7 separate regions of the Homo sapiens genome follow, and all the other regions are linked to region 1. The links are chromatin loops, found by intact Hi-C in ENCODE. Cell type or tissue: IMR-90. All regions are shown on one strand. Region 1 overlaps LINC01483 (long intergenic non-protein coding RNA 1483). Region 2 overlaps KCNJ16 (potassium inwardly rectifying channel subfamily J member 16). Region 3 has its middle 18 kb from the start of LINC01483. Region 4 overlaps LINC01483 (long intergenic non-protein coding RNA 1483). Region 5 overlaps LINC01483 (long intergenic non-protein coding RNA 1483). Region 6 overlaps LOC105371882 (a long non-coding RNA gene). Region 7 overlaps LINC01483 (long intergenic non-protein coding RNA 1483).

Region 1 (4,000 bases):
TTTCCCAGTGTTTTCTCTGGATACTAGTTGGCCTTCTCTGCTAGGCACAGAAGGATCCTTATTTTTAAGTAAGTCCCTCTCTGCTGTTACCCTGGATCATAAAGTTGCCCAGTGAGAAACAGCTGTCACCGAAATTCCAACATTTCAGGCTTCGTTCTTGAGACTTGATTTGGGGCCCATGTGAGGACCCACCATGTTCTCTGTCCATGGTCCTCAGTATAAATGCCATGTCTGTTCTGAACCAGGCCTCTTGTCAATCTTGGCTTTAAACTTTTCAAGAAGATGACTCAGTGTCTCTTTGATGTATTTCCCAGGGAGTCTCTAAAGTTAATTCTTTGTACGCCACATAACTGTATGTGAAATTAGGTCACAGAAAAATGCTGTGCAAATTTGATGAAAACACTTCACAGCCATACTCACATAAAGCACTAACAAATACAATTTTCTTAGTTTTACTTGTTAAAATACATAAAGCATTTTAGGAAGGACTAGGTGTATTTGAATTGCATTTGGCTTCTAAAAAGAGTTAGGAAAGATTGTGTATTTGCTCCTCAAATAAGGTTTTTCTTTGTTAAGTGTAAGTGCTTTCAGAAAAAAAAAAATCCTAAGCAGAAGGTGAAAATAAAACAGATTAATTAGTATTGTTCTGATGCCCTTTAAAATACCATCTACCTTGTCTCCAACCACTTGGCTCAAAGGCTTCACACAGAGCCCCCACTGTACAGTACTCCCCAGAAATGCTGAAACGCCACTGAACCCCCCAACTACATATTCTCTCCTAATTTCTAGCTCATTCCTCTCTCACACATGTGTCATTGAATTAATGTTTTTTTCTTTAGAACCACCATAACCTCAGATTCATCTCTCCAGAGATCAAAGATAGGCAAATTAAGAATGTCAAAAGACTTTGCTGAATGCAGCTCCTTATAAAGTATGTCAGGATTAAATGTTCTAAAGCCAAGATTATCTAGCCCCACCTCCACCCTCCAAAAAAGGAAAAAAGACAAGAAAAAAAGGCACCAATCCTTTAACAGCATCTGTGTATTTACGGAGAACTTACTTTGCTTTCTCATCCATCCGATTCAAAATTGTCCATGTGGATTTTAGTTTTGTGGAAGAAAGCTCATTTTTTTTGAGACAGTACCCCTAAATGTACACATTTAAGCCCCTGACACAGACAATTTGTATCATTAAAATACTTCATCTGAAGCACAGGGCTTTGATTCTTTGATTTGATTTGACCTGTATTTACCTCTTGCTTTCCCTGTCTCCTTTTCTTCCATTTAGCTACAATTAACTATAACATGTCTAAGTCTTCTTCATTCCTGGGCTAGCACGTCCAAGTATGACCATCCATCATTCCATTCCTGTAAGTTTTCCTGTCTCTTGGTATCCACTTGGGTAAAACTTGAATTAAGAAAAGTGATTTTTGTTTTACATCATTGGGCATCTTCTATTGCTTCTTTAAAAAATGATTCTTAGAAGTCTTGTGTACCTCACCCCAGTTATGCTGTTATATCTGAGATATTTTTCCTCTCCAAAACTAAACTGAGTCTTTTAAAAAGGAATAGAGACCTTTGTAGAAAAAAAAAAAATCTATGGTCCCAAGAATGGGTAAACATTCCAGAGAGGTTCTTGTTTTTCCCCCTACAGGTCTGCCCATCCCTACAAATTGCATTCTTGTAAGAATACTCTCAAAGTGAGTCACAACAACAAAGTAAACAGAGGGTTTCTCAACGTGACAGAGGAAGAATTTTTTTGTTTGAATTTGCATGTTGTTTATATTTTCAAGCAGGAACTGGAAGAAAGAGGTTTCACTCTCATTGAGGATATCCAGTCATGAGTTCTTTTTAAGCTTTGCTGTTGGCTCAATTCCCTTCAGCAGTGCATATTTGGACTGGGGGACTATGACTCAATTTCCCTTCCTTTCACCTCACTTACTCTTTCATCCATCTTTCCCAACACGCCATGAGGAGATTCTTTGCCAATGTTCATTCCAAACTTCTGTTGTAGCCACATCTCTCCACCAATCTATTCCTACCTTCAAAAGTCCAAGTTTCCACCCTTTCAAAGTTCCTCATAGCCCTTCCTCATTCTCTGCTCATACGCATCCTCTGTTGCTCCCCTCGCACACTGCTACCCCAGCTAACCTCCTCTGTGTGTCTTTCTTCTTGCCTAAAACAATATTTTTCTAAAATTCCTAATTCCTTTCCCCTTTATTATTTGGTCTCCAGGTCCATAAATAACTATTCTGAATTTCACCTCTAAGAATAATTCTTAGAGCAACACCTTTGCCCTCAATTATTATATTTTTCATATTTTTGCCAAGTACATAAAATACTGCCTTTTATGGCTAGGCTTCCCATATTTCTTAAATCAATATATAAATAAATCATGTTTGTCCTTGTTGTTGCCAATTTTATCAACAATTCTCTCTCCTTGGGTCAAGAATAATGAGAATTCTGATTGTATATCCTACTGCCAAGATCGACGTGTAAGGAACACATTTGGTATGTTATAGTGAAGCATGGCTATGTAGTAGCCCAGAAGACGAGAAAAAAGGAGTTCTGTACCTGGTCAGATTTGAGAGAAAAGGGAAAGGAAGGGAGGTGTTAGATAGAGAAGCAGGAGGACAGGATGAGAGCAACATGGTGGGAAAATGACTCAATCTAAAATAATTGTAATTCCCAGTCTCATTTTAGTCAAGTGATCTGTGCCAGAGTTGCAAGATGTAGTAGAAGGACATCAACATGTAAGGAATCCTGGTGAGGCATCAGGCATAGGAGCCCAATTCAAAGTATAGAAGAACTGCAGCAGAGAGAAGTATAACATGGGGGAAATTCTGGGTCATTCAAAATAGAAAACTTTAGGAAGCCTCACAGGTTATGTTGGGGTGGATGGGATTGGGACTGGCATTTATTTAAATACTTCTTAGGTCAATATCAATATTAGGGATGTACAGTGAGACTGGTCCTATATATGAGAAAATTAGTAAGCCCAGCTTTGGAACTAGGAAGCATAGAGAAAAAAAGAGAGTGAGACTGACAGTAACTTTGATTACTCAGACATTTCATGTGCAATGTGTGAAAGAGAAGAAAATCTTCTGTGTCATTCAAGCCCTAGCTGCCATGCGTTTGTGGTTTAGTTTTGGGGAGATTACCACTAGGGCCTCAGTTTTCTCATTGGTCAAATCTGGTTGTTGAGTCAGGTATTCTCCAAGGGTTTTCTAATTTCTAGAGCCCTCTAAGTCTGTGAAGAGTCTCTCTAGCCCTGTTTACACCTCAATCCAATTCACCATCTCAGCCAAACTAAATTAGTGCTTAGAAAGGCTTTGCTCTTTCTTTGACTATTCTTTGGTATACATGGTCCTGCCTAGTGTTGTGTTGGTAAACACTTAACATTACCTGATTTAAAATGTTTCCCAACTTTTATGGTGTGAAGATTCCCATCATAGCCAATGTCAAGCTACCAACGTGAGGTCAACTGACTGCATGGCAGTGCCCCACCATATAGCATTTCTGCCACATGAATACATTAGGCATCAGTAACCTCAGTGACTAGTTTTGAGTATTCTTTACCTTTGTCTTTAATATCATCTATTTATATAATTTAACTTTTAATAAGGGCTCACAGTTCTCCCTCCTCCCCCCACACTGCTGAGTTCAGGTGGGTAACTTACTACAAGTCTGGCTCTCTATATAAGAAAATGAACAAATCAAGCTTTGGATCCAGGAAACACAGAGTGAGGACAAATGAGAGCAAGACTAATAGTAGCTTTGGTTAACGGGTGGTTGTATTCCTCTGGTTCCATTTCTTACTCTGTAAAATGGAGAGAGTAAGATTTGCCCTTTTGCCTAGCTGGATTTTTTTAAAGTTCAAGTGAGAAGAATGTGAAAAGACATTGAAAGCCAAAAGATAAATTATTATTGTTGCTATTATTTTCTCTGTTTGGAATTGAAAGTTTCCATTAGAAGTCTAAGTCTGACACAAAATGGTAATA
Region 2 (4,000 bases), 340 kb before region 1:
ATATACACACACACATATATGCATATTATATACACATATACACATAAATATATATATACACATAAATATATAATACACATATATATACACAAAAATATATATACACATATATATTTATATACACATAAATATATATTAAATAAATTATATATATTATATACACATATAAATATATATATTAAATATATATATATAATATACATAAGCTGGATGATGGTGCACACATGTAGTCCCAGCTACTTGAGTGCCTAAGGTGGCAGGATCACTTGAGCCCAGGAGGTCAAGGCTACAGTGAGCCCTGGTCATGCCACTGCCCTCCAGCCAGAGCGGCAGAGTGAGACCCTGTCTCAAAAAAAAGGAAAGGAAAAAGAAAAAGTCAGTGATCATGTGTGTTAGATATTAACAATCAGTCAGGATAAGGACAAGAATTGACCATTGGATTTAGCAGTGTGATGTCACTGGTGACCTTGATGAAAGATGTCACAACAGAGTTTTGGAGATAAATGCCTGATTTGACTAGGGACGAGTAAAAACGGTGACAGGAAGTGTTGAAAGCATGCAGAAAGCCTACAGAGAGTTCCGCTGTCAAATGGGGTAGAAAAATGTGGTGATGGATGGGAAAGGATGTGGAGGTCCAAGTGGGGTTAATTTTTCAGGGAAATGGTTATTTGTTTTGTTTTAATTTTTCACATAAGATTTTGCCAACTGATTTTTTTAGTTAAGTAAATGTCCTGCAATTACTCTTGTGTGTCATTGCTATTAAAAATAACTACTTGTGCAGGTAGCGGTGGCTCACGCCTGTAATCCTAGCTCTTTGGGAGGCTGAGGCGGGCAGATCACGAGGTCAGGAGTTGGAGACCAGCCTGGCCAATATGGTGAAACCCCGTCTCTACTAAAGATACAAAAATTAGCCAGGCGTGGTGGCGCATGCCTGTAGTCCCAGCTACTCGGGAGGCTGAGACAGAAGAATTGCTTGAACCGGGGAGGCAGAGGTTGTAGTGAACTAAGATTGTGCCACTGCACTCCAGCCTGGGCAACAGAGAGAGACTCCATCTCAAAAAAAAAAAAAAAAAAAAAAAAAAAAAAGTACTTTTGGTGAACAAGAAGAAAGAAGAAGGTGTCCTGATTGGTCTCGTAGTTTCATTGTAAAATCATGGGGAGAGAATGGAATACTATTTTGAATCAGCCACTGGGTCCTTTGTGCATGTGATGTTACTAACCACTGGCTTCAACTAATCAGGTGAAAATGAATAATTCAATCAACTCTTTTCCATCTTTTTCTCTCATTTTTTCCACATCATGTAAAATACTTCACTTAATTCTTAAATCATTGCTTTTATAATCATATAAAACAACATAAACTATAGAAAATATAAATTCTGTGATAATACTTTTCAGTAAACGTTAACTAAAATGTCCTAAAATCCACAATTTAATTGTAATCTAATTCTAAATTACTTGTTCACTAAGAACATTGCTTGGTGTACAGTGAATGCTTAATACTTAAATCTTTAAAAAAATGGATGAGTGGCTAAATAACATAACACTAAAGAAATCTGCAAGTATTGGTAGCGGGCACCTGTAATCCCAGCTACTCGGGAAGCTGAGGCAGGAGAATTGTTTGAACCTGGGAGGTGGAGTTTGCAGTGAGCTGAGATGGTGCCACTGCACTCCAGCCTGGGTGACAGAGCGAGACTCTTTCTCAAAAAAAAAGAAATCTGCAATTATAATCGTTTATCTCAAGAATGATATTAGCATTAAGGCTATGTTATAGGTCTGAGTCTTTTACAAATCAAAAGCAAACATGAAACACCAGATGGTTAAATTGAGTCTACTTAACCTAGCAGATTGATATGTTAATGTAGCTAGAGACAGATAGATATAATTTTTATATACATATAGTTTTCATATAGCTTTTGCAGTACTATTGAGAAAGTACCTAAATTGTTCTGAACGGAATCATTTTAAATGCACAGAATATCCTAGATCTGGGTTTCTCAACCTCAATATTTAGGGCCAGAAAATTCTTTGTTGTGGGAAGATGACCTGTGGTTATGGCATTTAGTTTAACAGCATCCCTAAACTCTTCCCACTAGATGCCAGTATGACCCCAAACCCCAGTAGAGACATCCAAAAATGTGACCAGACATTGCCAGATGTCCCTTGGTGAGCAAAGTCACTCCAGGTTGAAAATCATTCTCTAGACTCAAATAACCAAGTAGACAAGTTTTATTCTTAGTTAGCAGAATGTATAATAGACTGTGGATTCACAAAATATATAAATAGCATTTCTTTCCTAAAATACAGTGAAGGTGAATGATTTAAGGAGGCAGTAAACGTGTAAAATGTGAACAAAAGGAAGCAATGTTTGTAACACCGAATTTGCTCTGTAGCAAAGTTTATGAAAATATAAACGTATAAGTAGAAAGCTGGACTTCTGGAAAAATGCGTAGGGATAAAGCACATTTTCATGGAGGAAGGAGTGCAAGTATTGGTTTTTCGGAGAATCATGTTAAAATTGGTTTAATTTCTTACCTTTAAAGTGAGAGGCAACACAGCAGTTAAGAATTGAGATAAAGTGCCAGTCTGCCAGTTAGAATCCTGTGTCTCACTATTTTAACACTCTGTGCCTCAATCCCCCATTCTGTAAAAGGAAGATAATAGAAATATATTAGCTCTTAGCAGAAGTAAATGAATTCATATTTGTAAAGCACTTAAAACAGTACCAGGCAAAAATAAATGTCATCTAAGTGTTTGTTAAGTCTGATTGGGAGAATATAAAGAAAGGTGTACATAGTTTGGTGAGTGAGAGTAATGTTTTTCGGGTGGTGAAAAGACAAACAGAAAATAAGAAGTACTGGAGTAAATTCCAGTACTGAAGACACGGGCAGAGAAGTATCAGGTAAGATGGAAGATCCACAAATGAAAGGCGTTGATCTTGGAGAAAAGCTGTACCACTATTCTTCTGATAGTCCGTATAATAATCAAACTAATCCAGTAATTTGAAATAGAGAAAACAATTGTCTGACTTATATGTAATACCACGTAGGCATTAGGAAATGAATACAATTTTTAAGTTTTACCGATTTTTCTTATCCAACTGAAAATTTTAAGTTGTTCTGTACAGCCTCAGCCCCTGCTGAAATCCTGCCTTCAGATAGACCCAAACAAACTTCACAGGTGCCATTTTTGCCGGCCTGAGGGCTTCCTGTTATTCTAACTGCCTGGTTACCATAGGATATAGAGGAAGTGTCTGAAGTTCTCACTGCTAAACGGACTTTCCTCCTGTAGATCTCTCACACTACTTATGATTCTAAAGTTATTTGAATCCCTCTGATGTATTTTCCTTTCTTTGACCAAACCGTGCTGAAGTGAAATTGATTATCCTAATAGATTTCAAAATCTGAAATCACAAATAAATCAGTGATGGGTTGGCTAACATGTAGTTCCTCTCAAATTAGTGATCATCATATCATTTTAAAACTTAACAGTGAGGCTTAATAAGGATTTTGGTTTGGGTCACTTTTTTGTGTGAATTTGAGCGAATTATTTTTTTCTTCTCCTTGTATCTACTCCCAAACACACATAGCACCAGGCAAAGACCCTCTGAGGATTGCCAAAATGACTGAGTGAAGAAATGCCATGAGAAAGATTCAACCCACAATATGAATCATGAGAAAGGCATTAACACCCAAGCATTTATTGCCCCAGCTCCTCCACAACACCCCTCAAGATGGCTGTCCGTCTCTACTTGACTGTTTTCGTGGACTAAGACCTCATTCACCCCTAAATGCATTCTATTCCTATTTTATGATGACTAGACCTTACCCATGAGGAAGTCCTTCCTTAAACTCAGATAAAAATGTGTCTCCCTATAGCTTTCACAAGATCTTCCTGTCCTCATGCTGTCCCCTGAAGCTCTGCAAAACAAGTCTCGTACTACTTCCAGGAGCCTGTTCTTCACATAAAGATAAACATTTTGTAGTTGCTTCTTTACCTT
Region 3 (4,000 bases), 190 kb after region 1:
TATAATAATAATACCACCTGTAATAGCTTCCATTCAGTCCTAAATAAATTCTCCCTTCCTGCTAAACAGGAATATAAAACTTTAAAACCCATGAACAAAATTAACATTTTTAACTAGGTCATTTTAACTAGCCAGTTCTCTATTTATCGAGGATGTTGTGATCTAATCATTATTTCCCATAATAGGTTTTGCTTCTTTAATGATTTTAGTAGGAAAATCAGCCCCTTTTATGGGAGCTAGGATAATACACACATCCCATAACCGGTATCAGCCCTGTCTAAGTCACAAAACAAAAAGGCAACACAGTCATTTAAATCACAAATGAATACTCACATTTAGGCTAGGAAGAATATGTCCTAAGCTTTACCATAAGCTAATGGCCAAACTGTTAAGTCTACATAGATGTTTCTATGAATCTACTGAAAAGTAATGAAAGTATGAATATAGGAGAGGGTTCTCACTGAAGTCTAAAACATAGGTTAAAAGTTTTTTTTCCTTTACCCTTACAGAAAGGAGAGGAAAATCAGAAAAATATTAACATAACGTAACTGTCCTATGGAATAAATGCAGGTGTCCCCTGATGGGAACATAGTTCCCTCAACACTGTAGTTAAGACATTTTCCTCTAAGGCTAAGTAGAAGCAACAACACGGGTCTTACGCGCTTACCCATGCAGAGGCAGAACCAAAAAGTGTGTTCAACCGTCCAAACTCTGCTGGCCAGCCAACCTTAGACATTCGCGGAATATCACTTCTTCACCTGACTGGGTAGAAAATAACTGACATTAAACACCTGGAACCCACAACATTGTTCTCATCTGGCAGGCAGCATCAGAAAAACCTAACTGTCTATTTACAGGAGAATGACCACATATATAGAGTACATCCTACTATAACATGCAATCTGCAGTTTAAAATTAAAAGTGGTTCTGAGTATACTTATACAGAAAGAGCTTCAAGAGATACTTGACATGTTACAAGCACGTTTATGTTTGGGTGTGCAGTGGGATACCATTTACAGAAAGCCCAAATCACAAAAGAGCATAGCTCATCTAGAAGGATAAGTCAATCCAGCAACAGTGCCAGGATTGAGGGTCGGCCACCAACAAGGGCTTTGGGTTTATTTTTATATTTTCACAATGAGAAGTGTTGATGTATCTTTTATGTAAATGCCTTCTGCTCTTCTCTCCTTCCTCCAGCAAGGGTTCTGGCCAGTCATGGTCGTCATGTTTAGTTGCAAGAAGGGCAGCCTCTCATGCAGCAAGCAGCCATGATGGGCCATGTGGCTTACTATGTAGGATACATCACCTGTGTCCATCTTCTTGGGAGATTTCTCCTAGCACTTAGCTCTGGCTTCTTGAAAGTTATTTTATTTTATTTTATTTTATTTTATTTTATTTTATTTTATTTTATTTTATTTTATTTGAGGCGTAGTCTCGCTCTTGTCACCCAGGCTGGAATGCAGTGGCACGATCTCGGCTCACTGCAAGCTCCACCTACCAGGTTCACGCCATTCTCCTGACTCAGCCTCCCGAGTAGCTGGGACTACAGGCACCCGCCACCATGCCCGGCTGATTTTTTTTTTTTTTTTTTTTTGTATTTTTAGTAGAGACGGGGTTTTACCGTGTTAGCCAGGATGGTCTCAATCTCCTGACCTTGTGATCTGCCCGCCTTGGCCTGTCAAAGTGCTGGGATTATAGGCGTGAGCCACCACGCCTGGCCCTTGAAAGCTACTCTTAAACTTTTTAGCTAAATGACAAAAAGTTTTATCTTTTTGACCCCATTGCCTTTCAACTTCTTAGAAAATGCTCCATTTCAATCAAACAAGGTAGTTTGTTGCTCATAGTACTATTTTCCTGCTTAAAGACCTTCCGGAGCCCCTCTGCTCCCTGAAGCTTCCTCTGGTGGTCCTCTGAACCAGTATCTTTTTTCCTGAATTAACAAACTTTTTAGTAGATTTCCAAAGCACTTTAGTGAGTACTGCAGCTCATAAACTAGGATTAAAAACAACAACAACAAAATCTATGCCTTTTTTATTTCCTCCAGTTCGCTAGGCTTCCCCACAGCAGAATGATAGCATCAATAATTTATAATAATTCTCCAAGTAAACTAATCATGCAAACCACACTAATAAAACATTGTAAGCCTAGAACTGTGCTAATGACAACACAGTGGTTACAAAATTAATGATCTCCCTCAACTCTTTATCCAAAAATATCCCACAGCACTTTACGGTTTTAAGATATCAAGAAGCATTTTCCCTCTGCACAAGCAATTTGCTGGCTTCCCCCAGAAAGCACAAATGGCCAGGATAGGAAGTGTATGCTCAAAACTGGAAAATTACAAATATGTGAACCAGCTCTTGAAATTCCCCTTTGCACTGGATTAGAGCCAGGATAACGAGTCTTACACTTCCAGCCATGCATGAAAGATGTTTGGGGCTTTTTCTAATCCAAGACCCAGAGCACTTTTTCATGTTGACTTCCAGGGGACAAGGCACTAAGTGAAAGCATATCTTGCCACATGATTGACTTTTCTATTTTTTCTATTTATTTAAATGTGTCATCACAGCTAACCACATCCTTCATTTTATCCCATCCCATTAAGAAATACGATAAGAGATTTGAGCCCATCATTGGTTTTTTTTAAGTAAGGATTTAAACAGTAGACATGAAACAGAAGGAATAGTCAGAAGGCCTGAAATTGAGCACTATTCAAACACAGGTAAAAAGCATGAAATACCACCAAATCTGACCACCCATCGTACATTCACTTATCAATATGAAAACACTTCATCCACGGTAAAGGGCTTTGAAAATGTAAGTATTATTTTAAAGGCTATTATAAAATGTCCAATGAGGACTTTGAGCTAAGCATATTGTATAGCACTAAATGTAGTGTTGATAGGCACTCGGGATTTTTAAACATCGTTACTCATTGTTATTAAGATGAATAATTAGTGTAGCAGCTGTTGGTGAGCCAAACACTGATCTTTGATATGGACTTACCAGGAAGAAATGCCCATTTTCTCAGCCTCTTTCCTCTCCCCTCCCCTTGGACCCCAAAGCCACACAGGATGAGCAAAGCAGATCATGTGTTTGATGCATTGTATATGTGCAAACCAGACTGTGTACACATCAGTCTTCTTTGAGGAACTTGCACTAAGAGGATGGTAAGGAAGGAGCAAAGCTGACTGTCCGAGTTGACTTCCAATCAGGATATCCCAGCTGGAAGCAAGCCAGCTTCCGCTCCTTTGAATAAAGCAAGAAAGACGTGATCTTTCTTATAAATGAATGAACAATACCATCGGTGTGACCCCTTTTATAGGCTTCAGCCTTCAGTGTGACTCTAAGTCATTTGGTAACAAGTGAATTCCCGAAAAAGACTGGTCTGGCAATAAAGTCTGAATGTTCCAAAAGGCAGAATTAAACTGCCTAGTCATTCCTCTTCAAAAATCCACTTTTAAGTATTTCCTTTAACTTCAATGATTACCCTCAGGAGTAGTGAGAATCTAGGCATCTCATATACTGCTGACAAAAGAATGTGTGGGTGAGACCTCTTGGTGTCTTCGCATTACTTAACAACAAAAGCTTTCAGAATGTCCTTAACCTCTAACATAGAAATCCTGCTTCTAGGAATTTATCCTAAGTAAACATTTGTAACGTCACAAACACTTGGCTACAAGAACAATTTTTATAAAGCAATTTATAAGAAAGAAAAAATGCAAGACATCTTACATACACAGTAGTAATAGCCAGTTACATTCACTATAGTACACTCATATGATCACATATTTTGCAGTTATTAAAGAATGAGTATGCTTATTAAGAGTAATAAGAGCAAATATGTTTTCATTTTGGTAAATTTATATTTGTATTGGTTGTGTGTAGGAGAGAAAGACACACACACACACACACTTTGAGAGTCTAAACCCAAAAAATATAACCAGAGTTATTTCTGAATGCTAAGACTGTGTTTCATCTTTTTCTACTTGCTTATCTA
Region 4 (4,000 bases), 160 kb after region 1:
AAGGAGCACTGACTAAATACCAAGTACTGCATCAAGGGCCAGAAACCCAGTGATAAATAAGATGAGTATGTTGTCCACCATTTCTGAGCCTATTACTCCTCTGAGTTTATTGTGGCCCTTTCTATCTAAGTGAGGCTGAAGGCCACTCCTGTAACAGAAGTAAAAGTTGAAATTCTCAACTCCATGCTTCTTCCGTGAAGCCCTCCATCAGTAACATGCTAACAGGTTGGAAAAAGAGTTGACAAATATGTACACTGGTCAGGTAGAAGAGGAGACATGGTAAAAGAGGAGTAAAGGAGAATGGTATTCTTTCTCAGGTAAAGAAACTATCTTCAACAAACTCCTTTGACAGTAGGCAAGAGGGTGTATAACATGGTATTGAGTGGAGGCAGAAATATTAACCTAAACCAGAGCTACTGGTGCTGAAACAAAGATTCTAGCAATTCTGAGACCAATGGAAAAAAAAAAATTTTATAACCCGTCTGCCAGCCTGTAAGCCTGTTTCCACTTCAGAATTAATTAGTATCAACATTTTACCAGCCAATATGTCTCAAAAAAAAAAAAAATCAACAGTGTGCTCTGCTTTTTTTCTTGTGCAATAAACCCCTAGGGATTACAGATATATTTATACCACATCTTTCAGGACAGTTGGAAATATTAACCAAAAGTACGTACCTAATGATTGTTTTCATTGTAATGCATTTGTATTATTTTCAATGAATGAAATTTATTAAATGACTATATAAATGTGATATGTCTATATATAAAACAAGTTCCATAAGCATACATAAAGCAGAAAATTTTGTCAGACTATTATATTCTGACTTAGGCATGGTCATCTTCCACTTGTAAGATTCGTATCTCCCATACATAAGCTAAATGACTCTGTAGAAGATTATCTGGTCAGAAGATGTGACTAGAAATTCATAAATGTTCTATTTCTATTAAACCTGCCTCACTGACACAGCCCACTTTTGTTCTCTCCTATTCTGCAAGACTTCGAAGGCTGGTTTAACATTCCTGTGTTCTCAGCTATATAATTCTGGTCTTTCCACCAAAGCAGTTTTATTTCCTGACAGTCACTACAGCTTATGAAAGCCAGTGCTATTGGGAAAATATTCCAAATGCACAGGTTATGTGGTTGTGGAAAATAGGCATTAATGGAAAAGGGACTGAAACCAAGTTCTCTTCCGATTGCTATTTTGGAACTTCTGGTTTTTCTGTGGAGCTCCAAGTCAGTGGTGATTGCAAAACCAAAGAGACCAAACAGAATATTCAAAAAGCAAATGACCAGGAGGAGTTTATTTAGAAAATAGATAAATACAAATTGTGCTTTATGGGTTTTCATGTTTATGTCAGAAGGAATGGGTAATGTTGGACAGTCTGAAAGTGATGCTGTGGAATTTCTGTATTTCTCTTTTGTTTCAAATCATTCTCCCTGTATCTGATACTAAACTCTTCAGAAAGGTTTCACAGCTGTGTCCTTTGGGCACAGGGCATGTTCTGACATGCAGAGGATTATCTTGTGCAGCCTGTGGCCGCCAGCGCCACCTAGCTTCTGTATACATTTCCTCAACTCAACAGTTTTCCAAATTGTTCAATTAAATGAGCCAGTCTTCCATGAGAGCTCAGTATCGGTCTCACAGATTTTGAATGATGAAATTGAGGACGCGAGTTGGAACAGCCAAACTGCTCTGAATGGTTGTCAGGTAGAAAGACATGTTCTCTAAGTCTGTGGAACTTTAGGTAGGATTGACAACAATTCTCAATGCATTCATCACCTGCCTGTCTTTTATTTGACAAACCTTTGTGTGCCAAGCAGTTAGATAACGTGCACAGAGACCCAGCTTCTGAATTTTAACCACTATGTTTCAAATTAGGGAGGATTTCTAAGAAGAGAGTCTTTGCTAGGCTCACACTCAGGGACTGCTTCCCAATGAAGGAGATCAGAATATGTCACCCCAAAATATGCCGGCATAAGAATTATTTTGAGCTGGGGGCAATTGAGAAAAAGCAGACACAGAAGAGCTCTGCCGTCCCCCTCTGCTTAAAGCAGGGCATAAACTTCCCCTCGTGAAGGTGTTAAAAGAAAAACTTTAGACAAATTAGATTTAACAATTTAATTAAGCTCATGAATCAAGCAGCTCCCAGAAGCAAAATAGGTTCCCAGCGACTCTTGGGCTGCCACATGGTCAGATAACATTAATCGACAGGAAATGGAAAGTGAGGTTCAAAAAATAGAAGTGAGGTACAGAAACAGCTGGATTGGTTACAGCTCAGCATCTGCCTTATTTAAACGCAGTTTAGACAGTTGGCTGCCTGTGATTGGCTGAAACTCAGCTGCTGTGATTGGCTAAAACTTGGCTACTTGTTTCAAGAATAGGTTACAGTCTATATTTCCACAGCCCCTTGAGTTACAGTTCACTGTATATGGCGAAACCTTAGCTTTAGGCTAAACAAAGGTGTCCCCCACCCTCCCCTATTAGAAAGAGGAGAACAACCCTTATCAGGAGATGGAGATAGCACCAAGATGTGCTGTGTAAGCAAACTTTAGTAAATAACTCTTGTTTATTATTGCTTTTCCTCATAAATTTACCTTCCCACCATTCACCACCCCTGGAAGCCCAAACCCTCTTTCCTCTGTCATAGTCGCTTCTCCCCAGGTTATCATCCTTTGCTAAAATGTTATAGATGCCCTCCAGTTTACCTGCTTTTTGGGGGGTTTTCACCTCTTTTCTATGAAAACCCTGCCCACATAAGAATATTAACATCACATACAATGTGTACAATTTTCTTCCATTCATCTATCTTTGTCAGTTTAACTTGCAGGCCCACCCTCAGAATATAAGAAAGTAAAGAAAAACTTTTACCTCCCATACATTTAGAGTCAGTGAATGATTGATTACTAAACAGAAGAAAAGTTAGAAAATCTAGGGAAAATGTCATGAGGTCATTCGCTCTGTCTCAGAATGTCCTTCATTGTTCTGATGTCACCTTTGAATGGAGTTTATGATTCTTATCTCCTTAAAAGATAACAGAGATCTCATCCAAAGAATCATATGCTTCTCTCTTTGGGCTAACTTATGACTATAATGTGAGAAACAGAGGAGCACAGAATCATGGGTCAGGCTCATTCTTTGTAGATGAGACCAATTGCTTGAGGGCATGATTCGGTATACTTTAGAGGCAGTGGGTGTTTGAAATATATAAATGAAATCGACACAGATAAATAGAGCAGTTCGACAAATAGCCTGCTTGGATTGTCTAGAAGCCCTTATCGTTTTGTTTTATTTTGAAAGCCAGGACAATATGATTACCAACTATTAGTTTAATGACGAAATCTTCCAGATGGTTATGATGATTAGAATGATCAAGAAATTAGAAGCTGTTCAATCCTCATAGGAAGGCTTCAGTGGAATAGACTCCCTGCTGCCTCCTGTAGACTTGGACTTATTTAAGGAAAACCCTACAATGACTAGTTTCCAGTTGTAGAAATTGGAAGAAGAAAGAAATAGCACCTGCAAGCCTAAAAGTTCTCTTCCTTCCAATGAAAAAGGAGCTTAAACCTGTCCAAAGTCATGTATGTTACCTCGGCAAGTAAAATTTTATCATTCTGTGTACTGAGTGAGTCTTCTTCCCCTCCCAAGAGGCTTTAACTATAGAACCTTTAGGTTTTTTTTGTTTGTTTTTTAAGAAGGGGGTCTAGCAACAACCTCAAGTTCCAGGACAGTCATTCTTTACTGACAAAGGAAGCAAAGATGAAAGTCCAATTAAAAGCCCATGAAATTTCCATCATGTTTCTTTGAATTGAGTTTGGAGTCTTTGGAATTCTCAAAATAATTCACATGAAGATCTCAGATGCCAATGTATTTTCTGACTCCCTTCAAGGTAGCCATATGAGGAAAGGCAATGAGTTTTATACCAGCATTTGCTGACAGTAAAATATAATGAAAAACATTTATTTGTAATAATGTAGACCACATTCTAACTGCCATTTAAT
Region 5 (4,000 bases), 110 kb before region 1:
TCTTAATAAACTTGCTTTCACTTTACTCTATGGATTTTCCCTGAATTCTTTCTTGCAGGAGATCCAAGAACCCTCTTTTGGGGTCTGGATTAGGACCCCAGTAAAATTACCACACACCACTAGAGTAATTGACTTATATTCTCTGTCCTCAAGATGGGAGGTTCTTGAGAACAGGAACTTGGTTTTATATTTCATTATATCTCTGATATCTAGCATAAAACCTGGTGCATAATACGTGTCAATAGGTGTTGAACAAATTGTTGCAATTAAATTTAGTAAACATTGATTGAGTGCTTGCCATTTGTCAGCTAACGTTTTAGTAACGGGATACAGGGATGTGTTTAGATTCTCATTGAGAAAAGAAAATATAAGTGCACAAATGACATTAAGCAATGGTAGATGATGCTAATTCCTGTGAAAAACGTAAAACGGATAAATGGAGTAGAGAGTAACAAAAGGAGAATTGGGAGAGTTCTTTCAGTCCAGACAGTTAGAGCCGGCCTCAGTGAAGAGATAACAGAGGAGACAGATTCATGATCGTAGGGAAGATTAATCCAGGCAGAAAAAGAAACAATTGCAAAGGCTCGGAATTGAGCCTGTTTTATTATGTCACACCCAACATGGAATTTCTTCCTAGAATTAGAGGAGAGGAGAGAATTTTTAGATTATGCATTTCTTTAATTTTTTTAATTGCAAACTTCTACTGCTGAAGAATAGGAGCTCTCAGACAACAGGATATTTTGCCAAGACATGAAAACAGCTTTGCTCCTGGAAAATTATTTTAATTGTTCTGGTGGGAGGTATTGAAAAAATATTTACTGGAGATTCACTTTAGGGCCACAAAATTAAAACAGCAATTTAGCAACAGGATCATAGTTAGTGATGTTCGGAGACGTATTTGGTTGTTTCGGTTTATTTTATTTTATGGTAATTTAGCTGAGGTAGCTTTTATTTATTCAGAAATATTTACCCCTTTTCATTAATGATATGTGCTCTTACAATGAAATTTTTTTTTTGCTTTTTTTTTCTCCCAAGTACATCTTAATTAAAGTTTAGCCAATTTTATGCATTGAAAAGTGTAAAAGTATTCCCTGAGCTGAAATTCCTCTGAAAGAGTGGAATAGAGCATGCTTCTTACTGATCCCAAGTGTTCCAAATTCTGACCCAAATAAGACCTTTGGGGGTTCAAGCTCATTTACATTTCATAAAATGTAACTTCCTATTTCTGGAGAATAAAAGGCTTTGAAAGTCACAAGGAAACGGCTCAAAAGGCATCCAGGGCATGAAATAGCTTTAACAAATCCTGCTTGATGAGTTAAGTGTAAAGGAATCAGAAACATATGGATTACATTTCCCATAAAATACACATAGGCTTAATAGCGAAGAAGAAAAAGTGGCTGTGGCCCAATGTGATTCAGGTTTTTTCGAACCTAAAACATTTGGAAAATAGTTCAAGATGGTTAATAAACCCCAAAGCAAGCCCAGTCTGTCCTTCCTACTGTAGGGAGGAATGTGCTGGATTTCAATGCAGTACAAGAGGGTGTCTGCTGGATTACTGACAACTCTCTTTGTCACACAAACAGTACCTCCTAGGGAGACAGAGAGAAAGGCAAGGCAGGTTTGCACTTGTCTGAGATATGCAGAATACTTTGGACCCCACTGGCAGAAAGTGCATGTTTCTTGGTCCTAACTCCTCCTAACAGCCATAACCTTCTGACTCGGTCATTTCAAGTCATGGTTATGGAAAGCCTCCTCCTCTCCTTTCTTTCCATGGCCACCTCCATCCTACTCACTCACCCACCCCCTGTAAAAAAAAAAAAAAAAAAAAGAAGAAAAGAAAAAGAAAAACATCAACATTTCTAAAATTGTTCTTTAAGAGATTGTTCTAATCTGAGCTCATTTAGGAAATGAGGAGTTTGAATAAATTGCATTCCCAGGCTTAAATTACTGTGTCATTCTTGGTGACACAATGAACCCTTTCACCTAGCATTGTGTCCTAGGAAATTACAATTCCTGCCTTGAATGGACCTGCTAGAGAACAAGCAGAGGGTCAGTTGCAGATCATTAGTCAGAGGGGATCCAGAGCCCATGAGTCAGGACCTCTCACTGTTGCAGGAAGCAATCCTGACCACTTACCCCCAAGTCTCTTCAGGCCCACTGCCCTGGGGGAGCTACCACACACTGCAAAAGAATGTCCACACTGTGACTGCAGTGTGGGGACCAGAGACGCACTGAGTCAGGCCTGCTCTTTCAGGTGGAGGTCAATGCTGTTCTGTCAGGCAGAACCAGTACTCCTTTGAGATGCAAGATTTTGAGGAAGTGCTTTCCAGCAAATGCTCCACTTTCTTCAACTTCACAAATTCTTTAAGGTTATCATCTACTTTCCATTTTCACAATCACAACCATTATTCGGGGATTCTTATTCTACCCATTATGTCCACAGTCTTCAACTTAAAGCACCAATCCAACCATATCACCTTTCAGTAACTCTTTCTTCAAACATTTGGTCATCTAACTACTGACCTGTCAGATTCTTACCAAAAAAAATGACCAAGTAATATTGAAACCTGGGGAAGCCTTAGCATTTTCAATCTTAGAAGGCAACTGAAAACAACCTACAGTGAGTAGTTATGTAAATGAGGTGTGTTTAGATTCTGAAGATGATCAGACCAGGCTATCTTTGCCAGACTTCTGCAGGGACTCTGGAGTCTAGAGAGAAGGCAACTGAATATCCATGTGCTGCCTTAACCTTGGAGTCCTCAGGATTCTAACTTGCAAGTTTTCTGCTTAGAACTCAGCATTTGGGGCAATGGCTTCCAGCATTTTTTTTTTCCTTTTCCTTTAAGTTCTGGGATACATGTGCTGAACATGCAGGTTTGTTACATAGGGATACATGTGTCATGGTGGTTTGCCGCACCCATCAACCCATCATCTAGATTTTAAGCTCCGCATGCATTAAGTATTTGTCCTAATACTCTCCCTCCCCTTTCCTCCTACCCTCCGACGGGCCCCGGTGTGTGATGTTCCCCTCCCTGTGTCCATGTGTTCTCGTTGTTTAGCTCCCACTTATGAGTGAGAACATGCGGTATTTGGTTTTCTGTTCCTGTGTTAGTTTGCTGAGGATGATGGTTTCCAGCTTCATCCATGTCCCTGCAAAGGACATTCTTTTTTGTGGCTGCAGCATTTTTGAATATAAAAAATCTTACAGTTCACTATATTCACTTCCCCATTTTAGATCAATACTCAAGACCGAAGGCTTTCTAGTTATCTAGCCTTCCTCATCTTGTCCGCAGGATTATCTGTACTTTCCTGTCATTAGACACCTCTTCCACAGATTACCACTCACTCAAAGCCACCTCTGCAACTCTGTGTTGTGTCTTCTGCCTGACAGACTCTTCCTAGTGCTACCTGCAATATCTGTTCCCTCTCTTCCCCCAGTGCATAAAGCCACTCCTTAGCAAGTTTAACTTCTTCACTTTCTCTCAAAATCTTGTGCCTTCAATTTACCCGGCTGGATGTTTTGTTTGTTTGTTTGAGACAGTGTCTTGCTCTGTCGCCCAGGCTGGAGTGCAGTGGTGTGATCTCAGCTCATTGCAACCTCCGCCTCCTGGGTTCAAGCGATTCTCCTGCTTCAGCCTCCCGAGAAGCTGGGACTACAGGTGCCCGCCACCACACCTGGCTAATTTTTGTATTTTTAGTAGAGATGGGGTTTCACCATGTTGGCCAGGCTGGTCTTGAACTCCTGACCTTGCGATCCACCTGCCTTGGCCTCCCACAGTGCTGGGATTACAGGCGTGAGCCACCGCACCCGGCCTGGATGTTTCTTTACTAAACTCATCTCTACCTGATGCGGTTTGGATATTTGTCCCCTCCAAATCTCATGATAAAATGTAGTATCCAGTGTTGGAGGTAGGACCTGGTGGGAGGTGTTCAGATCATGGGGGTGAATCTCTTATGAATGGATTATCACCACCCCCTTGGTGATGAGTGAGTTCTCACT
Region 6 (4,000 bases), 380 kb before region 1:
GCTACTTTTAATCCCAGCTACTTTGGAGGCTGAAGTGGTAGAATTGCTTGAACCTGGGAGGTGGAGGTTGCAGTGAGCCAAGATCATGCCACTGCACTCCAGACTGGGTGACAGAGTGAGACTCCATCTCAAAATAATAATAATAATAATAATTAATTTTTTAAAAAAGAAAGAAGAAGAACTAGAATTCAAACTTAAGGCATTTGATTCTTAATTCTGCACCCTTAAATTTGTAGCTTAATACAGAAAGGAAATCTATAGCTAAGGAAACTGAGAATTGGAGACAGCAGCTCAGTTGCTCCAGGTGGCACAGTTAATAAGTGGCTGTATCCAGACCAAATCTGTGTGATTCTCTCAGGTTGGGCTGTTTTCTTCATAGCACTTGTTTCAAGAAGGGAGCACTTCCATTTAATGATAAAAACAAAAACAACAACAAAAAAAAACCCTGTTGCTCCCAAAAAAAACAAAACCAAAAAAAACCCAAAAAAACCTGTTGCTCCTTGTGTTTGCTTATGCTTTAAGGCCGGCCCTGCCAAAAGACTAAACATTTCTGCTTCCAAGGTAAAAGGTTTGGTGGCAATAAATCAGTGTACATAGGTGTGCCTCACTGTACATTAGCATTTCCCTGAAAAGGTGTGAGCTTTTTTTTTTTTATTCAATCGTTGTTTGTGCACATTTTGAAGAAGTTTATCTTCCTTTATCATGACTCTTACCAGCTGCCTCCCACATTTCTTTTTTTTTACCTTTGTTTTCCCAGCTTCTCCAAATACTTTTTTTTTTTTTCCTTTTGAGACAGAGTCTCACCCAGGCCGGAGTGCAGCGGCATGGTCTCGGCTCACTGCAGCCTCCGCTTCCCGGGTTCCAGCGATTCTCCTGCCTTAGCCTCCCAGGTGGCTGGAATTACAGGTGCGTGCCACCACGTCCAGCTAATTTTGTATTTTTTAGTAGAGACAGGGTTTCACCACGTTGGCCAGGCTGGTCTCAAACTCCTGACCTCAGGTCATCCACCCGCCTCAGCCTCCCAAAGTGCTAGGATTACAGGCTGAGCCACCGTGCCCGGCCACTTCTTTAAATACTTAATGATCAATAGCACTTCTAGAAAATACTAGCTTGCTATTTAACAAAGGGTCTCGAAATGATCATTTGCGCTATTTACTGATTAAAAAATAGCAATACTTCAACTTTGGGCAGCATCAGGTCTGCTTATTGCCCCAGGTTGGCCATTGGTAATTGTGTTTTCTTCTTCCGTCCCTCCATGTCTGTCACTCTTTAGGCAGATAACTCCCGAGTTGGAGGTTTCCTCCTACATAAAAAGGGATCTGATGTCCTCCTGATATCCTAAAAATCTTTGGTTCTGGAATTGGCGGCTAGCAGAGGCTAGCTCTGTCCTTAACCCGGCCCCTATGACTAGCCTCCCTTCCCCAGGCCAACTAGTGTCAGAAAGAATCAACCAGCAGCACAATAAATAATTGATCTTCAACATGTGCTTCTAATTCAAATAAAGGGCATTTAACCACAGTGAGTATCGCATGTGACTGAAGTATTTTATGTGGAAAGTTGAAGATTTCTGATAACTTGCTGTAAAGAAGTTTTCACAGTGACTAAATCTCCAGGGGCCCTTTCTGTCTCAAGTTCAGGTTACTTAGACAGTGATTAAAGACCTTTCATTGGCCCCTGTGGTAAATGATAGCATAGAGGAAAAAAAAAAAAAAAACAAAAACCAGCATTCTTTGGCTATGTAATTTAGCAAGACTTAATCTATTTGTTTGAGTTTTCATCCATCAGGCTTGCTGAAATACTTTAAATAATTAACCTGTTTCTCTGCAGCCTGAAGCGTCCCCAGAGTTTCCACTCCAGGCCTGAGATGAGTGATTACCCAGCACAGATTGTCTTATTTATTTGGAAGACTCTCCAGCTCAGTCCAGCTGCTTTTTCTTGGGACAGCAGACAGACCCTGGACATGGTATCCTTTTACGTTACAATATTTACAAAGTAGAATAAATCAATGAGACCCAACAGGAAAAGGCCATAGTTTATTTTATTCATTCTATTTTTGTTTTTTCTACCATCCCTGCTAGGTGCTCAGCAACTCAATCTATTGAATTTCAAAACATGTAGAGGTGTCGACATAAGTCTCAAAACTCTGCACAGAGAATCCCAAACCACAAGCTTGGACATTTCCAAGGAAAGAAGCACAGGGTGGCAGGATGAGGCAAGAGGCTGCTTACTCCAAGCCAAATCTCATGACCCAACCGCATAGTCATAAGAGGAGTGCGTTCAGTTGCTTTAGGAAACCAAGAGCAGTGAAAGAAAACACTTGGGAATTTACTGGTAGATAAGGTTTTTCTGATTGAAGAAAAGGTACAAAGTAATGCAGACCAATGATGGTTTCTGGGCAGCATTATGATTATGTCTTTTTAGGAAAATGCCCCTTCTAGGGGACCTCACTTGCTGTCTGCCCACAGATTTATCTGGACTGAATCTCGGTTACTAGTTTTTGCTTTCAAAGACCTCCTATCTAGGGGAACATTTGAAAGGAATTTACCAAGTGCTTCCCTGCTGCATAATCTGTGTGTTCTGTGTTAACACTAACTTGCATTTTGCATGTGGAGCCAGAAGCTCTCTTCTCGGGAGCCTGGGTCATACTGCTCCTTTAAAAATGAAAGTGAGAGAGAGAGAGAGGCCACGCTGATTTTAGAATTGAGTCAGGGCTTTGTGATTTATAGAGTACGCAGGGTGAATAGGCGTGGTTTCTAGATATCCACAGGCAAGTCTTACCTTAAAAGACACAGGACTTTGCACACGCCTTACAGAACATTCAGAACAGAAGAATCAAGGCTTGTAACTGATGAGACTAATAGATAGAATATATTAAACTGAGTAGAATCTGGTGCCTAAAAATTTACATAAAAGTGGCCCAGAGAATCCACTCAGCACATGTCCTGGCCCACTCAGAAATGATGAAATACAAATATTTAAAGAAAAATCTGGATTCCTTTGTGTGTATTAAAAATCCTCTCAAATATTCTAAATGGATGAAGTTTGGTCTTGGTGAGGGATAGAGGGTCTGAGACAGTATTAGCAGTTTTATTTTTTGCCCAAGTTGTACAGTGCCTGCTTTATCCAGGTTTCTGTGGATTTTATGTTGGGGGGAAGAAAGAAGCAAAAGAGCAGTGGGCCTGGTTAATCCTTTTATCAAGGTCACTCCACCACCAGCATCTCAGAGGGATTTCCAGGCCAAAAGCAATCCTTTGTGTGTGTGTCTTACGATAGTGGCATGTCCTCAACTCCTTTGAAAGTATGAGGTCAGGAGTTCGAGACCAGCCTGGCCAACATGGTGAAACGCTGTCTCTACTAAAAATACAAAAATTAGCTGGGTGTGGTGCAGGCCTGTAATCCCAGCTACTGGGGAGGCTGAGGCAGGACAATGGCTTGAACCTAGGAGGCAGAGGTTGCAGTGAGCTGAGATCATGACACTGCACTCTAGCCTGGGCAACAGAGCAAGACTGTCTCAAAAAAAAAAAAAAAAGAAAGAAAGAAAGAAAAAAGCAAGAAAGAAAGCTAGCTGTTTCCACAGTGATCAACTCCATCAACTGTCATGGACAAGTACAAGTTGGACCTAAGCTGTGCATCGTTTTTTTTTTTTTTAAACCAGGCTTGTTTCCTGGATAATTTCCCTTAGATATATTGCTGTGTCAATTAGAAATCATATTTATTTTCACTTATGAAAAAGACGTCTGGAGATGTGCAATCTAGGGCTGCAGTCTTTCTTACCTTTCTATTTTCCCTTGTAGGGGGTGTCCTTGATTTGCATTCTTACAAGGTGGCTTCAAGAGCATAAGCTACCAAGTTAGAGGTCCAGATGGAGAGAAAGGTGAGCAGGGAGAGGAACAGGGCATGAGCCAGCCAAGTCAGCTTAAAAGCTTTCATAAAAGCCGCACCCATAGATTCCTGCTAACATCTTATGTGCCAGAACTATGCCAGTTAACCCTACCCTCCA
Region 7 (4,000 bases), 110 kb after region 1:
TGTCCCATGCTAAATGTATGATATTAATCATAGGGGAAACTGAGCACATGACATAGGGGCACCATCTGGACTACTTTCACAATTTTTCTGTAAATTTAAATCTATTCCAAAATTTAAAAGTTTACTTAAAAAATCCATTCTGAGTTATCTTCTCCAACTACCCACTACCAATCTTAAGTAAAGAATGTCTCTACTCATTTTAAATTTGTAAAAAGTAAATTGAAACCAACATTTTCAAAATGCCCCTTTTGATCATCCTCAATATTGGCATGTGGCAAGTTTATTGGCAATGATAAAAGTGTGTGTTTTGTTTATCTGTATTTCTCCCTGCAAGGAAATAGTCAAACTTTCATGCTCTATTGTCTGACAGTGTTCCTGTTGCAAGGCAGAAGTCTGAAGTTGTCTGAAGACAACTTCATTTTTTGGCTTGTGTCTTCAAAACCCTAAATTTTTTTTTAGTAGATCATAGTAAGTGTATTTCATATAGGGTGAAAGAAGTGAGAGAAGTATTAAAGAAAATGAAGTATTAGGAATAGAGAGAAATAGGAAAATGTATAGTTCCCCAAACTCAGGTATGTTACAGAGATCCTTGAGTCCTATGACTAGTAGGGATCCCAAACCTGTTTCCTCTCAGCTTCCTAGAAAATGACCAGGCCTCAGTAGACTGAATGGATCAACCTAGGAAGGCTTCACTCAGAACACTAGCAATCCTGATCTTTCCAAAGATGCCAATGCCCAGACAGAGAAGCAGCAGAGCCCCTCTACAAGGGCCCACACCAGGGTTAGCCCTTGAATGTTTTCTATACTGCCTAAGATGCCGGGAACTTTCCTTCAACTCCCTAGGAACCCCAGTTTTGATTGACAGTCAATTCCCTGCTAAGCCAGCAAGTTAGAAACTGAGAGTCAAATTTAATTAAATTTTTGTAAAAATAATCTAACCTTTCCTCTGAATTTGTACAGTAAGTTTTGCACCTGCTTCAGAAACAAAGTGTAGAGCTATCACTGAAAGAGCATCAAACACTGCACTTTGAGTTGAAGAATAAAATGTTGCATACGAATATCATACCAGATAGAAGGGAGACAAAGGACTCCTGAAAGATGCTCTCAGCAAATATTTTATAATAAATATAATATCATTTACTGAATCCCTAATTGGACACGTCCCTATGTAAGCTAAAAATCATCAAAAAAAAATCATCTACCAAAAAAAAGCCTACAGCTTACATCATACTTAGTCATTAATGGATTATATGATAAAAATATGCTAGGATTGTGCATACATAATTGCAGTTATCCATACTGTATGGAGGGAACCAGACAGAATTAGCCCACTTTGAGATGTGAGAAATGAGTCTCTATGCAGAAAAATAACTCACCCGAGATCGCACTGCCAATAACTGTCATAGCTACAGAGATAGAAGGAAACTCTAAACCTGTCCTCTCTTGAATGCTAAGGTTCACCTCCCTCTTTGGCCTCAGCTAGGTCTGCCATTTTTATCACGGGACTATTTTTATGCAAGATTTGCCAACCTGGGAAAGAGTGGCTTTGTTTTTATAGGTTGTGTCTTCTTCGGGTAAAGAAAGATTTGGGTCAAAAACAGTTCCATTTCATTTTGTAATCAGAAACGTTTCATGGAAAATTAAAATTGCTACACAAGCTATACTGCACACATCATGAAGTGTTCACTCATAAGAGATCATTGAGGCACCCCAGGACACTTTGCCCGTCTTCAGATCACACTCCTTTCATTCGATGTAGAACATTTGGTCTGGGCTTCAGAACCCATGAAAACCGAGCTGATACTTCAAACGGTGGATACTTCGGGTCAGGCAAAATAGCATGGAAACTTGTACATGCCATAAGCACCTCATCTATCCGAGCCAGAGGAAGACATCCACTGAATGTCTGCATTCAGCTCTAATCCAGCCTCCCTAGGACCCACAAAAACACGAGCATGTCCCTCCATTGTAATGCAGACTCTACCAAATAAACAAGCACCTATAGATTTAAAAACTTTTGAGATAATGTATCACATTTTAAATGATAACATAAATAAGCTGCTTCAAGATTAGGACCTTACATAAGTGGTATTAGAGTCACTGCAGCTGTTCAGTGAAAGTGTCTCTTTCTACTTCTTCCTGCTGATTTTTTTTGTCCTTCTCTGCCAAAAAAGCATTTACTACATTTTTTTTCAATATTTTCTCCGTGTCAAGTGGAACTTTTTCATCCAAATTTCACTGCTCAGGTCCATATGTCTCCTTTTTCTTCTTTTTGTATTTTTTTTTAAGATACCACATAACAAAAATGTTTCTCTTATATTAATTTTGTTACTCAGGCAAAGTAAACCATCAGTCCTTGGTATGTCATACAAAAGCCAGAAGAGTAGTGACTCACTCATGCAGAGATTTTATTTAAAACATTTGCTCTGTGGTCAGAGTAGATTAAAGACAGATCAGGTTACCCTCAGAGCAGTGCAGACATAGTGAGAGTGAGAGATGTTGCCACTTGGTAGATAAACCACACACCACTCACATGACAGTCACTTTCCTTGGTCCCCTCCTTCAAGACTGGAACACCTGCATTCAGCAGACTTGGGCTTTACTGACCTTGTAACTCTGAAGGGTTCTTGAAAGGATCTGACATTTTAATTTTGTGATAAAAAATGAAATGGCTGCTGAAAGATCTGAATGTCCCTTAGGGACTCCTGGTACATGAAGAAATGAAAAAGAGAAACTGGTGGGGAAGAAAAGGGAAAATAAAAAAGAAAAATGAGGGAAAGGAAATAAACCAAAAAGAGAGCACTATGACAAGTTTCCATTGTTCTTTTTCTGTGCCAGAGAGAGTGGAATTTTAAATGATTGCAAATTGAGCGGCTCATGGGTAATCGATTTGGTCTCCACCAATAGAGGTCAGAAACCCATGACATGTAAATAATATTTATGCAGTTGAAACAAGGAACAGATGAAGTCCATGGAAAAGAATGAATCTCTGCTTTTTGATTTTTATAGAAGAGCACAAATTTCAACATCTGAGACCGACATAGTAAGAAAACTGCTCATAGTAAAAGCTGATGTGTGAATGAATATCCGTAACTGCCAGTATTTATTAGTCTATGTGCTATTTAGCTCAGGTCTACCAACTAAAATTAGTTAATAGTCGACCAAATTCATTGGTCAATTCATAAAAATCAGCTAATTAACTGATTTTGTGTGTGCGCGCGCATCCATTTTCAAACATACTTGTCCTAGAGCAACTTTTCTTCTTCCCTTTCATTCTTCCTCCCTTTTTTCTTTCTTTTTTTAAATATGCAAAAAAACACTAATTCTTTCACACTTAAAACAGCTTGTGACCTGCTGAAGATGGAAACTGTCAAGAAGATCATAGGATCTGCGGATTAGAAGAAATTCCAGTGGTCATCTAGCTGGACCTCTGATAAGGGCAGGAATCCTTTCTACAACATCTGGTAGTATATGGTCACCAAAGAAAGCCTGCTTGTATATTCTCATTGATAAGGGACCTGCTATTTTGTGGGGCATTTAGTTTCATTGTTTATGCATCTATGTGTTAAATCCATATTTTTAGGTGTGGGTAATAAATTAATAAACAAGAAAATCATAAGATAGTGATAAGTATAATTCAAAGCATTAAAACAGAATAATGTGAGAGTGTGTAGATAGCTACTAAAGACTGGGTATTCAATGATGGTCTATTGCAGGATATGACATTGGGGCTCAGAAATAAGTGTTTTCCAAGCAGAAGGAATAGGTAAGATGAAGAGTCTAAGGTGGGAATCAGCTTGGCATGGAAAAATAAATAAGCAGGCTGGAGATGATGGGCTAGGTTCAGGGTACTGAAAGACAAGCCTGGAATGGGTGCAGAGATCATTCAATGCTGGGCTTTGTGGGCTGTGACGAGGATTGTGTGTTCTATTCTAAGCACAATCAGATCTATTAGGCAGTTTTAAACAACATATTTTAAAATATTGCTCATGTAGAGAGA

What was found. Hi-C counts contacts between places; a loop is a spot of excess contacts. Peaks named below come from ENCODE experiments on the same cell type or tissue, not always from the same donor. Only the 100,000 strongest peaks of a DNase experiment are listed, where the experiment ranks them.
Region 2: it touches region 1 in a loop (20-fold over the local background); 2 of 110 quality-filtered maps call a loop at or near these places.
Region 3: a loop joins it to region 1, with 5 times the contacts of the local background. A loop is called at or near these places in 2 of 110 quality-filtered maps.
Region 4: it touches region 1 in a loop (6-fold over the local background); 4 of 110 quality-filtered maps call a loop at or near these places.
Region 5: it touches region 1 in a loop (6-fold over the local background); 2 of 110 quality-filtered maps call a loop at or near these places.
Region 6: it touches region 1 in a loop (9-fold over the local background); 6 of 110 quality-filtered maps call a loop at or near these places.
Region 7: a loop joins it to region 1, with 6 times the contacts of the local background. A loop is called at or near these places in 2 of 110 quality-filtered maps.

What each region holds. Positions count from the first base shown.
Region 1 is chr17:69,759,915-69,763,914 of GRCh38, reverse strand. All of the region lies in intron 3 of LINC01483 (long intergenic non-protein coding RNA 1483), which reads right to left. Among named protein-coding and RNA genes, the nearest start is that of LINC01483, 170 kb to the right of the region's middle. RefSeq lists an enhancer at 1,139-2,338. In IMR-90, a CTCF peak has its summit at 1,700; a DNase peak (open chromatin) is centred at 1,824; H3K27ac peaks cover 3,409 bases.
Region 2 is chr17:70,099,302-70,103,301 of GRCh38, reverse strand. It overlaps KCNJ16 (potassium inwardly rectifying channel subfamily J member 16), which reads right to left. Exons shown (of 4, transcript NM_170741.4): 2 at 2,536-2,644. Among named protein-coding and RNA genes, the nearest start is that of KCNJ16, 26 kb to the right of the region's middle. In IMR-90, a CTCF peak has its summit at 2,119 (motif pointing right); no DNase peak of the experiment used is centred here.
Region 3 is chr17:69,573,993-69,577,992 of GRCh38, reverse strand. No RefSeq gene overlaps it. Among named protein-coding and RNA genes, the nearest start is that of LINC01483, 18 kb to the left of the region's middle. In IMR-90, no CTCF peak of the experiment used is centred here; DNase peaks (open chromatin) are centred at 2,392 and 3,592; H3K27ac peaks cover 1,802 bases.
Region 4 is chr17:69,604,883-69,608,882 of GRCh38, reverse strand. The region is part of intron 2 of LINC01483 (long intergenic non-protein coding RNA 1483); the gene reads right to left. Among named protein-coding and RNA genes, the nearest start is that of LINC01483, 13 kb to the right of the region's middle. RefSeq lists enhancers at 1,401-1,670, 746-1,945. In IMR-90, a CTCF peak has its summit at 1,548; a DNase peak (open chromatin) is centred at 1,522; H3K27ac peaks cover 2,435 bases.
Region 5 is chr17:69,868,452-69,872,451 of GRCh38, reverse strand. The region is part of intron 4 of LINC01483 (long intergenic non-protein coding RNA 1483); the gene reads right to left. Among named protein-coding and RNA genes, the nearest start is that of LINC01497, 91 kb to the left of the region's middle. In IMR-90, no CTCF peak of the experiment used is centred here; DNase peaks (open chromatin) are centred at 1,381 and 2,111; H3K27ac peaks cover 2,553 bases.
Region 6 is chr17:70,136,261-70,140,260 of GRCh38, reverse strand. It overlaps LOC105371882 (a long non-coding RNA gene), which reads left to right. Exons shown (of 4, transcript XR_934953.3): 4 at 1,828-2,024. Among named protein-coding and RNA genes, the nearest start is that of KCNJ2-AS1, 31 kb to the left of the region's middle. In IMR-90, a CTCF peak has its summit at 2,209; DNase peaks (open chromatin) are centred at 2,210 and 2,690; H3K4me3 peaks cover 811 bases; H3K27ac peaks cover 2,504 bases.
Region 7 is chr17:69,653,553-69,657,552 of GRCh38, reverse strand. All of the region lies in intron 3 of LINC01483 (long intergenic non-protein coding RNA 1483), which reads right to left. Among named protein-coding and RNA genes, the nearest start is that of LINC01483, 62 kb to the right of the region's middle. In IMR-90, no CTCF peak of the experiment used is centred here; a DNase peak (open chromatin) is centred at 2,402; H3K27ac peaks cover 2,249 bases; H3K27me3 peaks cover 850 bases.